Regions from separate parts of the Homo sapiens genome. Here region 1 is linked to region 2. A link is an interaction called in ENCODE POLR2A ChIA-PET data of the cell type or tissue named here. Cell type or tissue: OCI-LY7. All regions are shown on one strand.

Evidence for each region. Peaks named below come from ENCODE experiments on the same cell type or tissue, not always from the same donor. Only the 100,000 strongest peaks of a DNase experiment are listed, where the experiment ranks them.
Region 1: POLR2A ChIA-PET joins it to region 2 with 5 read pairs; 5 of 35 experiments call an interaction of 5 or more read pairs at or near these places.

The regions. Positions count from the first base shown.
Region 1 is chr13:45,321,892-45,326,891 of GRCh38, reverse strand. No RefSeq gene overlaps it. Among named protein-coding and RNA genes, the nearest start is that of SNORA31B, 12 kb to the left of the region's middle. In OCI-LY7, no CTCF peak of the experiment used is centred here; no DNase peak of the experiment used is centred here.
Region 2 is chr13:45,130,150-45,135,149 of GRCh38, reverse strand. All of the region lies in intron 1 of GTF2F2 (general transcription factor IIF subunit 2), which reads right to left. Among named protein-coding and RNA genes, the nearest start is that of GTF2F2, 12 kb to the right of the region's middle. In OCI-LY7, no CTCF peak of the experiment used is centred here; a DNase peak (open chromatin) is centred at 2,249; H3K4me3 peaks cover 978 bases; H3K27ac peaks cover 1,270 bases.

The sequences.
Region 1 (5,000 bases), 190 kb before region 2:
CATTTATTTTTACTTTTTTTTTTTTTTTTTAGACAGAGTCTTACTTTGTTACCCAGGCTGGTGTGCAGTGGTGCGATCTTGGCACACTGCAGCCTCGACCTCCTGGACTCAAGTGATCCTCCCACCTCAGCCCCCTAAGTAACTGGGACTACAAGTGTGCACCACCAGGCCCAGCTAATTTTTTTTTTTTTTTGGATTTTTTTGTAGAGATGGGGTTTTGCCATGTTGCCCAGGCTGGTCTTGATCCACTCACCTCGGCCTCCCAAGGTGCCAGGATGACAGGTGTGAGCCCCCCACCTGCCTGGCTACATTTCTTTTAAGAGAGAAAAGATGGTTCATCAAACTTCAATATAGCCAGGTTGAAAATGTTTCAGACTGGCCGGCGCGGTGGCTCATGCCTGTAATCCCCGCACTTTGGGAGGCCGAGGCGGGTGGATCACGAGGTTAGGAGATTAAGACCATCCTGGCCAACAAGGTGAAACCCTGTCTCTACTAAAAATACAAAAAATTAGCCGGGCGTGGTGGCAGGCGCCTGTAGTCCCAGCTACTTGGGAGGCTGAGGCAGGAGAATGGCGTGAACCCAGGAAGCGGAGCTTGCTGTGAGCCGAGATCGCACCACTGCACTCCAGCCTGGGCGACAGAGCGAGATTCCGTCTCAAAAAAAAAAAAAGAAAAGAAAATGTTTCAGATTTGGGACATGTGATAAACTGGTTGCACTGATGGCTAAACAATCTCCTTGTATTTCTGCCTTTTGCAATGCGGCTTTGCAGCTGCTCCCACCAAGGGGGAAATCTACTTCCCCGTCCTTCACCACCAGCCCTGTGACTTGCTTTGACCGTGAGAATGTGACAGAAGTGTTGATGTGACAGTTCCAGGCCTAGGCTTCAAGGGGCCTTGAGCACTCCTCTCTCTCCAAACACTGCCTCCACTGGGAACACAATCCTGGACTAGCTGCTGGAAATGAGAGACTGGGTGAAGCAGGGATGAATCATTCCAGCTAAGGTCATCCTAGAACAGCCAGCTGCGCTGACAGCTGACAGCAGAGGCATGAGAAAGCCTACCCCAAATGACTCAAGACCAGAACTCCCCAGCTAATTAAACTCAGCCTAAATTGCTGATCCCCAAAATCGTAAGCTAAACATATGGTGGTTGTTTTAAGCCACTAAGTTTTGGGGTGGCTTTATGTAGCATAATTCTGGTAGTAGGTAACTGTTTCAGAAGACAGGAATGGTTCTGATAATTAGAACCACAATGACTCCCATATTTATGTCACCAGCCAACACTTCTCTCCCTTGAGTTCCAGACCCAAGTATCCAGCCACCAACCCAACATTTCTATGATCAGAACCAAGCTCTTGATAACACCCTAAAATTTACTCCTCCTATAGCCAGTCTTTACTGTCTTGATAAAATGAATAACTTTCTATTTCCAGTTGCTTAGGCCTAATCCTTGCACTCATTTTTAAGATTTCTTTTACATTCCATGTCCAATTTCTTAGCAAATCCTGTGGGCTCTGCCTTCAAAATATATTCAGAATCTGCTCACTTTTCACCAACTCTATGGCTACTACTCTGAGCCAAGCCCCCACCATCTCTTGACTGGATTGTTCCAGCAGCCTCTTAACTTATTGCTGTTTCCAAGTTAATTGGGCACCTTGTATGTTACCTGCCAACCCTAACCAGGCATGCTTCCACTTCACAGCTTTTGCATCTGCCCAAATGCCCTTCCCAGATAGCTGCATAGCTCACTCTCTGACCACCTTTAAGTTTCTGTTCAGATGTTATCTTGTCAATATCAAGAGGCCTTCCTGGCCAGGCACAGTGGCTCATGCCAGTAATCCCAGTACTTTGGAAGGCCCAAAGCGGGTGGATCACTTGAGGTCAGGAATTTGAGACCAGCCTGGCAAACATGGTGAAACCAGCTCTCTACTAAAATACAAAAATTTGCTGGGCATGGTGCATGTGTCTGTAGTTCCAGCTACTCGGGAGGCTGAGGCACAGAGAATCACTGGGAGGCAGAGGCTGCAGTGAACCAAGATCATGCCACTGTACTCCAGCCTGGGAAAGAGAGTGAGACTCCGTCTCAAAAAAAAAAAAAAAGGCCTCCCGGACCACCACATGTATTTATTTATTTATTTAATTTTTTGAGACAGAGTCTCGCTCTGTCTCCCAGGCTGGAGTGCAGTGGCGTGATCTCGGCTCACTGCAACCTCTGCCTTCTGGGTTCAAGCGATTCTTGTGCCTCAGCCTCCAGAGTAGCTGAGACTATAGGTGCGCATCACCACACTCAGCTAATTTTTTTTTTTTTTCTGAGACAGAGTCTCGCTCTGTCACCCAGGCTGGAGTGCAGTGGTGCGATCTCGGCTCACTGCAATCTCTGCCTCCCGGGTTCAAGCGATTCTCCTGCCTCAGCTTTCTGAGCTGGGATTACAGGTGCCCGCCACCATGCTTGGCTAATTTTTGTATTTTTAGTAGAGACAGGGTTTCACCATGTTGGCCAAGCTGGTCTTGAACTCCTGACCTTGTGATCCGCCCGCCTCGGCCTCTCAAAGTGCTGAGATTAAAGACGTGAGCCACCGCTCCTGGCCCACTCAGCTAATTTTTGTATTTCTAGTAGAGACGGGGTTTCACCATGCTGGCCAGGCTGGTCTTGAACTCCTGACCTCAGGTGATCTGCCAGCCTCGGCCTCCCAAAGTGGTGGGATTACAGGCGTGAGCCACCACGCACAGCCGACCACCACATTTAAACCTACCTTCCCATCATGGTATGCCCAACCCTCTTATTTATTTTTTCTCCATGGCACTTATTACAATGTAACACACTATGTATTTTACTTACTTATTTGTCATCAATCTCAAGCCCAATCCCATGCAAGCTTCAAGAGGGTTTGGTTTTGCTCTATTTTGGTTTGCTCGCTGCTGTATCCTCAGTGTTTAAAACAGCTCCTGATGCTTGGTAGGTACTTGTGGTGGTTGATTTTCTGTGTCATCAGAAAATCTGGGCACCAGGGGGTGCCCAGATTAACTATTGTTTCTGGTTGTGTCTGTGAGGGTGTTTCCAGATGTGATGAGCATTTCTGGCGGTGGACTCAGTGGAGTAGATGGCCAGTGTGAGTGGGCATCATCTAATCCATTGAGGGCCTGAACAGAACAAAAAGACAGAGGAAGGAGGAGTTCACTCCTATTGCTGCCTGCCCACCTGCTTGAGCTGGGACATTCGTCTTTTCCTGCCCTTGGAATGGGATTTATACCACCAGCTACCCTGGTTCCCAGGCCGTTGAGCTTGGACTGAATTACACCACCAGCTTTTCTGGGTCTCTAGCTTGCAGATGCCAGATCATGAGACTTCCTAGCACCCATAGTTATATGAACCAATTTCTCACTCACCTGAATGCCATATCCCCTTTTTCCATCTTGGTGAAACAGCTCTCTAACAGTTTATTGAGAAGCTACTTTTTTGTTTTGTTTTTTGAGACATTGCTTGTATAAAATATCCTTATTTTCTCCTTACACTTGATTATTTGACTAAATATGGAATTCAAGATTAGGAAAACTTATCAGACAGAGTTTTGAGGGCCCTGCTTCATTGTCTTCCAGCTTCCAGTGTTGCTGTTGAGAAGTCTGATGCTATTGTAATCGTCAATTCTTTGCTTGTGACTTGCTTTTTTTTTCTCTCGTCTCTGGAAGCTTTTAAGATCTCTGTTTCTGGTCCTGAAATTTCATCATATTGTGCCTTAGTAGGTGTCTTTTTAAATTTCTTGTGATGGATACTTGGTCAGGCATTTCAACTTGAAAACACATTTTTCATTTCTTGGAAACTTTTTTGAAAAAAAATTTGTTTCTGGTATTTTCATTTTCTCAGCTCTTACTTTCTGGATTTACTGTCAGCCAGATGTTGGGTCTTCTAGACCTACTCCTTGAGGGGGAAATTCAGCATAATCTGGGCATCACACAGACATCAGGCTTACCAAGGAAGCCAGTTTATGTCCAGGGCGTCAGGAGGCTAATGCTTGACTGCAGCCTGTGCCAATACCTCTCTGCTTCTGTTTCATGAATTAAATGAGAAGTGACCAGTAGGCTGGGCGCGGTGGCTCACGCCTGTAATCCCAGCACTTTGGGAGGCTGAGGCAGGTGGATCACGAGGTCAGAAGATCGAGACCATCCTGGCTAACATAGTGAAACCCCGTCTCTACTAAAAATACAAAAACAAAATTAGATGGGCGTGGTGGCGGGCGCCTGTAGTCCCAGCTACTCTGGAGGCTGAAGCAGGAGAATGGCGTGAACCTGGGAGGCGGAGCTTGCAGTGAGCTGAGATCGCGCCACTGCACTCCAGCCTGGGGGACAGAGCAAGACTCCGTCTCAAAAAAAAAGAGAAGCGACCACCTTGTTAACCCACTGTATTAGTCAGGGTTCTCCAGAGGGACAGAGCTAATAGGATAGATATATGAAAGGGAGTTTATTAGGGAGAATTGGCTCACACAGTCACAAAGCAAAGTCCCGTGATAAGCCATCTGCAAGCTGGGTAAGAAAGAAGCCACTGGCGGCTCAGTCCGAGTCCAAAAGCCTCAAAGGCAGGAAAGCCAATAGTGCAGCCTTCAGTCTGTACCCAAAGGCCCAAGAGCCCTGGCAAACCACTGGTCTAAGTACAAGAGTGCAAAGGCCAAAGAACTTGGAGTCTGATGTCCAAGGTTAGGAGAAATGAATAGAAGCATCCAGCACAGAAGAAAGATGAAAGCCAGAGGACTCCGAAAGCCGGCTTAGCCCACCTTCTTCCACCTGCTTTGCTCTAGCCCCACTAGCAGCCAACTGGATGGTGCCCACCTACATTGAGGATGGATCTTCCTCTCCCTTTCCACTGACTCAAATGTCAATCTCCTCTGGCAACACCCTCACAGACACACCCAGAACAATACTTTACCAGCTATCTAGGCATCCCTCAATACAATCAAGCTGCCATCTAATATTAACCATCACACCCACCTTGTTAGCATGTGGGTATGT
Region 2 (5,000 bases):
GAATCCCGTCTCTACTAAAAATACAAAAATTAGCTGGGCGCAGTGGCACATGCCTGTGGTCCCAGCTACTTGGAAGACTAAGGCACGAGAATTGCTTGAACCCAGGAGGTGGAGGTTGCAGTGAGCTGAGATTACACCACTGCACTCCAGCCTGGGTGACAGAGAGAGACTCTTGTGTCAAAAAAAAAAAAAAAAAGTTAGACAATATACTAGAGTCCAGTCAGGTACCATGCTAAACATCCACTATCCTGTTTCATCCTTCCAATTGCCCTGCAAAATCACATTCTCCTCATCCTACAGATGAGAAAACTGAGGTTCAGAGGGTTGAAATAACTCAAGAAGCCAGGATCAGATTCAAGACTCAACTCCAGACTGGTCTTCTGCTCTCTTCACTAGACCATACTACCTCTCACAAGGGTATACATGCTAAAGAAGAGTATGTAATAGATCTAAGGGAAGGAGGATTTTGAAGATTCCATATCTCAACAAAACTTCCACTACACTCTACTCCATTCATCCAAACAAGCTTAGAGGATTTGGCAAACTCCTTACGATGACTGTACCTACCCATTCGGTCTCCTTTAATTACAGGTGACAGAAAACCCACTTAAAGAGGATTTCATGTGCCAAATAACAAAAAATTCCAGAGGTAGCTTTAAGGTGGCTTCATTAAGGGCTCAAATGATGCCCTCAGGACTCTTTCACTATTTCTTATCTATCCCTCCCCCATGTTAACTCAGTTATTTGGCAGACCCCCACCTCAGGCAGCAAGATGGCAGAGGCAGCTCCCGAAGAGCATAAGTCTTCTTCCCAGAAGTCCCTAGCGAAAATTTGTCTTTCATCAAGCTGACAAGGGTGTGTGCCCTTTCTTGGACCTATCACTGTGCCCAGAGATGAGATACTTCACTGGCCAGCCTGAGTCAATGACATCTTTGCGGAAGGGTAGTCAATACCATTAAAATCACACAGATTGAAAAGGGGAAACAGTGGTTTCCACAAGCACAATCAAGATTCTGCAACAATGTCAAAGTAAATGGATACTGGTTAAAGAAGCAAATGTCCACAACATTATCTGCTGGATATCCTATGAACTTCTCATTCTCAACAACAGTATCCCCTTCATAATCTGTATTTCAAGCAACCATCCTAAGCACCATCTCCTAAATTCCTAGCTCTCTCCTTAGTACTTTTGTGGCGGAATCAGGAGGACCAGAGAGAGACCATGGGGTGTATACAGGAGGATATCTTTAATGAGTGCACTCAGACCCAGCGGACTTAACATCCAAAGACTGGGCCCAGAACAAAGACAGCACTTGACTTTTATACACACTTTAAAAAGGGGTGGGCTAGCTTGAAGCAGGCTTACAGTGGCACGAATGCAGCGATACAGAGGCAGGACAAAGACAGTTAATCAAATTGTAACAGGTTCATAACTCAGGATTACACATGACCATTGCCATGCAGCCCAGATGTCCATTATCTAGGTTTGCCTAGTGCCTAGCATGGCTTATTCCACGGCCTTCACTATGGCGCCCAGGTGGCCTGCTCAGATGGTTTATGACCACTCCACTACTTAGATAAAACAGAATACTTGAAGTCACCAGTTACAGAGAATGGAATTTATAAACTCATACCATAAAACAAATGAAAATTTGTTTTTCTTCTCCCTATGTTGAGGGAGTGCTGGGAGAGTCTCCAGAGCACATTCCTTTGTGTCCTGGCTTCTTAGATAGATAGCATTATCAAGACTTTCCCTGGGTCTGGGCTGTGCCTGTTGCTGCCTCTGGGACAAGTCAGCCTAATATAGGAAACCTTATTTCTCTTTTTAATTTTATTTTTCTTTCTTTAACTTCCCACCTCACTTTGACTCCCAACAATTCTTCTAACCCTCAATTCGCTGACTCTAATTAACATCTTCTCACTGTCCCCCATCTGCTATGTCCTCATTTCTCTCTTTAATGAAACTAGATTCCATGGTCCATCATTATAATCATTCCCTTGCCCCATCTTCCTCTGTCATACTAGCGTGGCAAAACCTTAATCCTGATTAAAGCCAATCTCTACTTCTCTTTATTAATTTATAATTTATCTGTGGTTTTATTTTATTGTGTTATTCCTCTTCTCTGCCACACTTGCACCTGAGCAGCTGAAGGAAAGCTCTCGATCACGCTAGCTGGTCTCACATTAAATACATGGTTACAAACATCAAGTGAGCCCTTAGTGACACCTGGCAACTTAACTACATCTCCCTAGTCAATTCAGTCCCTCACTCCTGATTATTCAAATGTTCTCTTTTCACTTCTCGAACCTAGAACACCTCTTCCTTCCTCCTCCCTCTGTGCTGACCTGACTTCCTCTTCCACCGAGAAAAAGCAAACCATCAAATCTAAACTTCTACATCTACCACCTAGCCACAATTGGATACTTTTACTTGCTTTACCCTCTTTAAACAATGGATAAACTATGGCCAATCCCTCCACTTGTGCACTGAATTTCTTTCCCTGTTATGTAACCAAGGACATATTTCCTTCAAGTACACCCTTAGTATCTGTGACTCAGGGCAAAAGTAATGGGACTTCGCTTCTGTAATTAGGTTACATAAGATTATAACTTCTGTCTTCTCTCATTGCTTTCTCAGTGTGCACACTCTGATTTAGAAATCTGCCATATTGAAGAGGCCGATGTGGCAAAAACAAAACAAACCAAAAAAAAAAAACACTAATGACAAGCTTTAGCCAAGAGTCAGCTAGGAACTTGGACTCTTAAGTCCAACAACCCTGGAGGAACTGAATTCTACCAACCACGTAAGCTTGGAAACAATATTTCCCCAGTCAAAACTTCAGATGAGAATCCAACCCTGGCTGATACCTTGACTATCGCCAGTGAGAGACTTTGAAGCAAAGGAGCCAACTAAGCCATGCCAGGAGTCCCAGCCCACAGAAACTGTGAAATAATAAATGCATGTTGTTTTAAACTACTAAGCCCATGGTAATAGGTTATATACCAATAGATAATTAATACATTAAGCAACAAGCACTCTTCTAAATGCTGTAAATATATTAATCATCTACTTCTCACACAATCCTATTAGTGTCTTCATTTTACAGATGAGGAAACTAAGGCACAGGGAGGCTTATAAATTTGCTCAAGAGCATGCACCTTGGAAAGGGCAGACTTAATAATCCTTCCCACCCAGTGTCTGATTTCTCTACCTTTTCTCTCTCTCTCTTTTTTTTTTTTTTTTTTTTTTTTGAGACAGGGTCTCATTCTGTCACCCAGGGTGGATTTACAATTTTGGCTCACTGCAACCTCCACTTCCTGGGCTCCAACGATACTCCCACCTCAGCCTCCCAAGTAGCTGAACTACAGGTGTGCACCACCATGCCCAGCTAAGTTTTGTATTTTTTGTGGAGATGAAGTCTCACCACATTGCCTAGCCTGGTCTCAAACTTCTGGACTCAAGGGATCATCCCACCTCAGACTCCCAAGGTGCTGGGATTACAGGCATGAGCCACCGTGCCTGGTCCTCTGCCTCTCTTTATGGCAAAACTCCTTGAGAGAGTTCTCTATGCCAGCTGTCTACACTTACTCCTCTGCCACTTTGTTTTGAACTTACTCTAGACAGGCTCTCCTCCCTGCCACTCCACTGAAACTGATCACAGGGTTATTAGGATCTCCAAATTACCAAGCCAATGTTTAGTCCCCATCTTTCATACTTAACAACAATATCTGAGAGCTAATTATTTCCTTTTCCTTCAAATACTTTATTCACTTGGCATCTGAGTAATCACACTCTCTCGATTTCTCCCTCTACTTCTCTGGACTCTCCTTTTTGGTCTCCACATCTAGATTCTCATCTTTCTGGCCCCTTAACTTCAGTGGGCACTGGATTCAGTCCTTGGATCCCCCCTCTTCTCTCTATACTCTTTTTTTTTTTTTCTGAGACTGAGTTTCACTCTTGTTGCCCAGGCTGGAGTGCAATGGCGCGATCTCGGCTCACCACAACCTCTGCCTTCCGGGTTCAAGCGATTCTCCTGCCTCAGCTAATTTTGTATTTTTAGCAGAGACGGGGTTTCTCCATGTTGGTCAGGCTGGTCTCAAACTCCTGACCTCAGGTGATCCGCCCACCTCAGCCTCCCAAAGTGCTGGGATTACAGGCATAGGCCACCGTGCCCAGCCCTGTATACTCTCAATCTTAAGTAACTTCATCCAGTCTCGTGGCTTTAAAATACCATCTGTATGACAACTCTCAAACTTACAACAAGCTCAGGTTCTCCCCTGAAGTCTCAATTTATATATCCAACTGCCTACTCAAACTCTCCATCTTAATATTCAGTAAGCATTTCAAACTTAAAATCTCCATACTAGAACTAATTTCTCCCTCATAAACCTTGCTCCTGCTGCAATTTTCCGTATCTTAATAAAAGGCAACTCCATTCTTCCAAACACTCAGGCTGAAACCTTGGAGTCATCCTGAATATTTTTTTCTTATACCCCAAATCCAATCAACTGATACATCCTGTCAATATCTTCAGATTATATCCAACTCCAGCCTTTTCTCACCAACTCGAGTTACTACCCTAGCCCAAGCCACCATCATCTCTTGAATAATTATTGTTTTAACAGCCTCCTGATTTCCTTGCTTCCACTTTTGCCCATGTACAGTTTATTCTCAATAAAGCAGCCAGAATGGTCATCTTAAAACCTAAGTCAGATGATACTGTTCTGCTCAAAACATTTCCATTTATTTAACAGACATCTACATAGTGCTTACTATGTTTACCAGACACTTTTCTAAACACTTTACAAATATTACTCCATTTAATCCTTATAACAGCCCTATCATCATTCTATTTTGCAACTGCAGAAACTGAAGCACCAAAAAGCTATTATTTGCCCAAAGTCTCACAATCACTAGCGGTGAAACTAGGATTCTAACCTAAGCAGTCGACTCCACAGTCCACGATTTTAGTCACCATGCCATGCTGCCTCTCCATGGC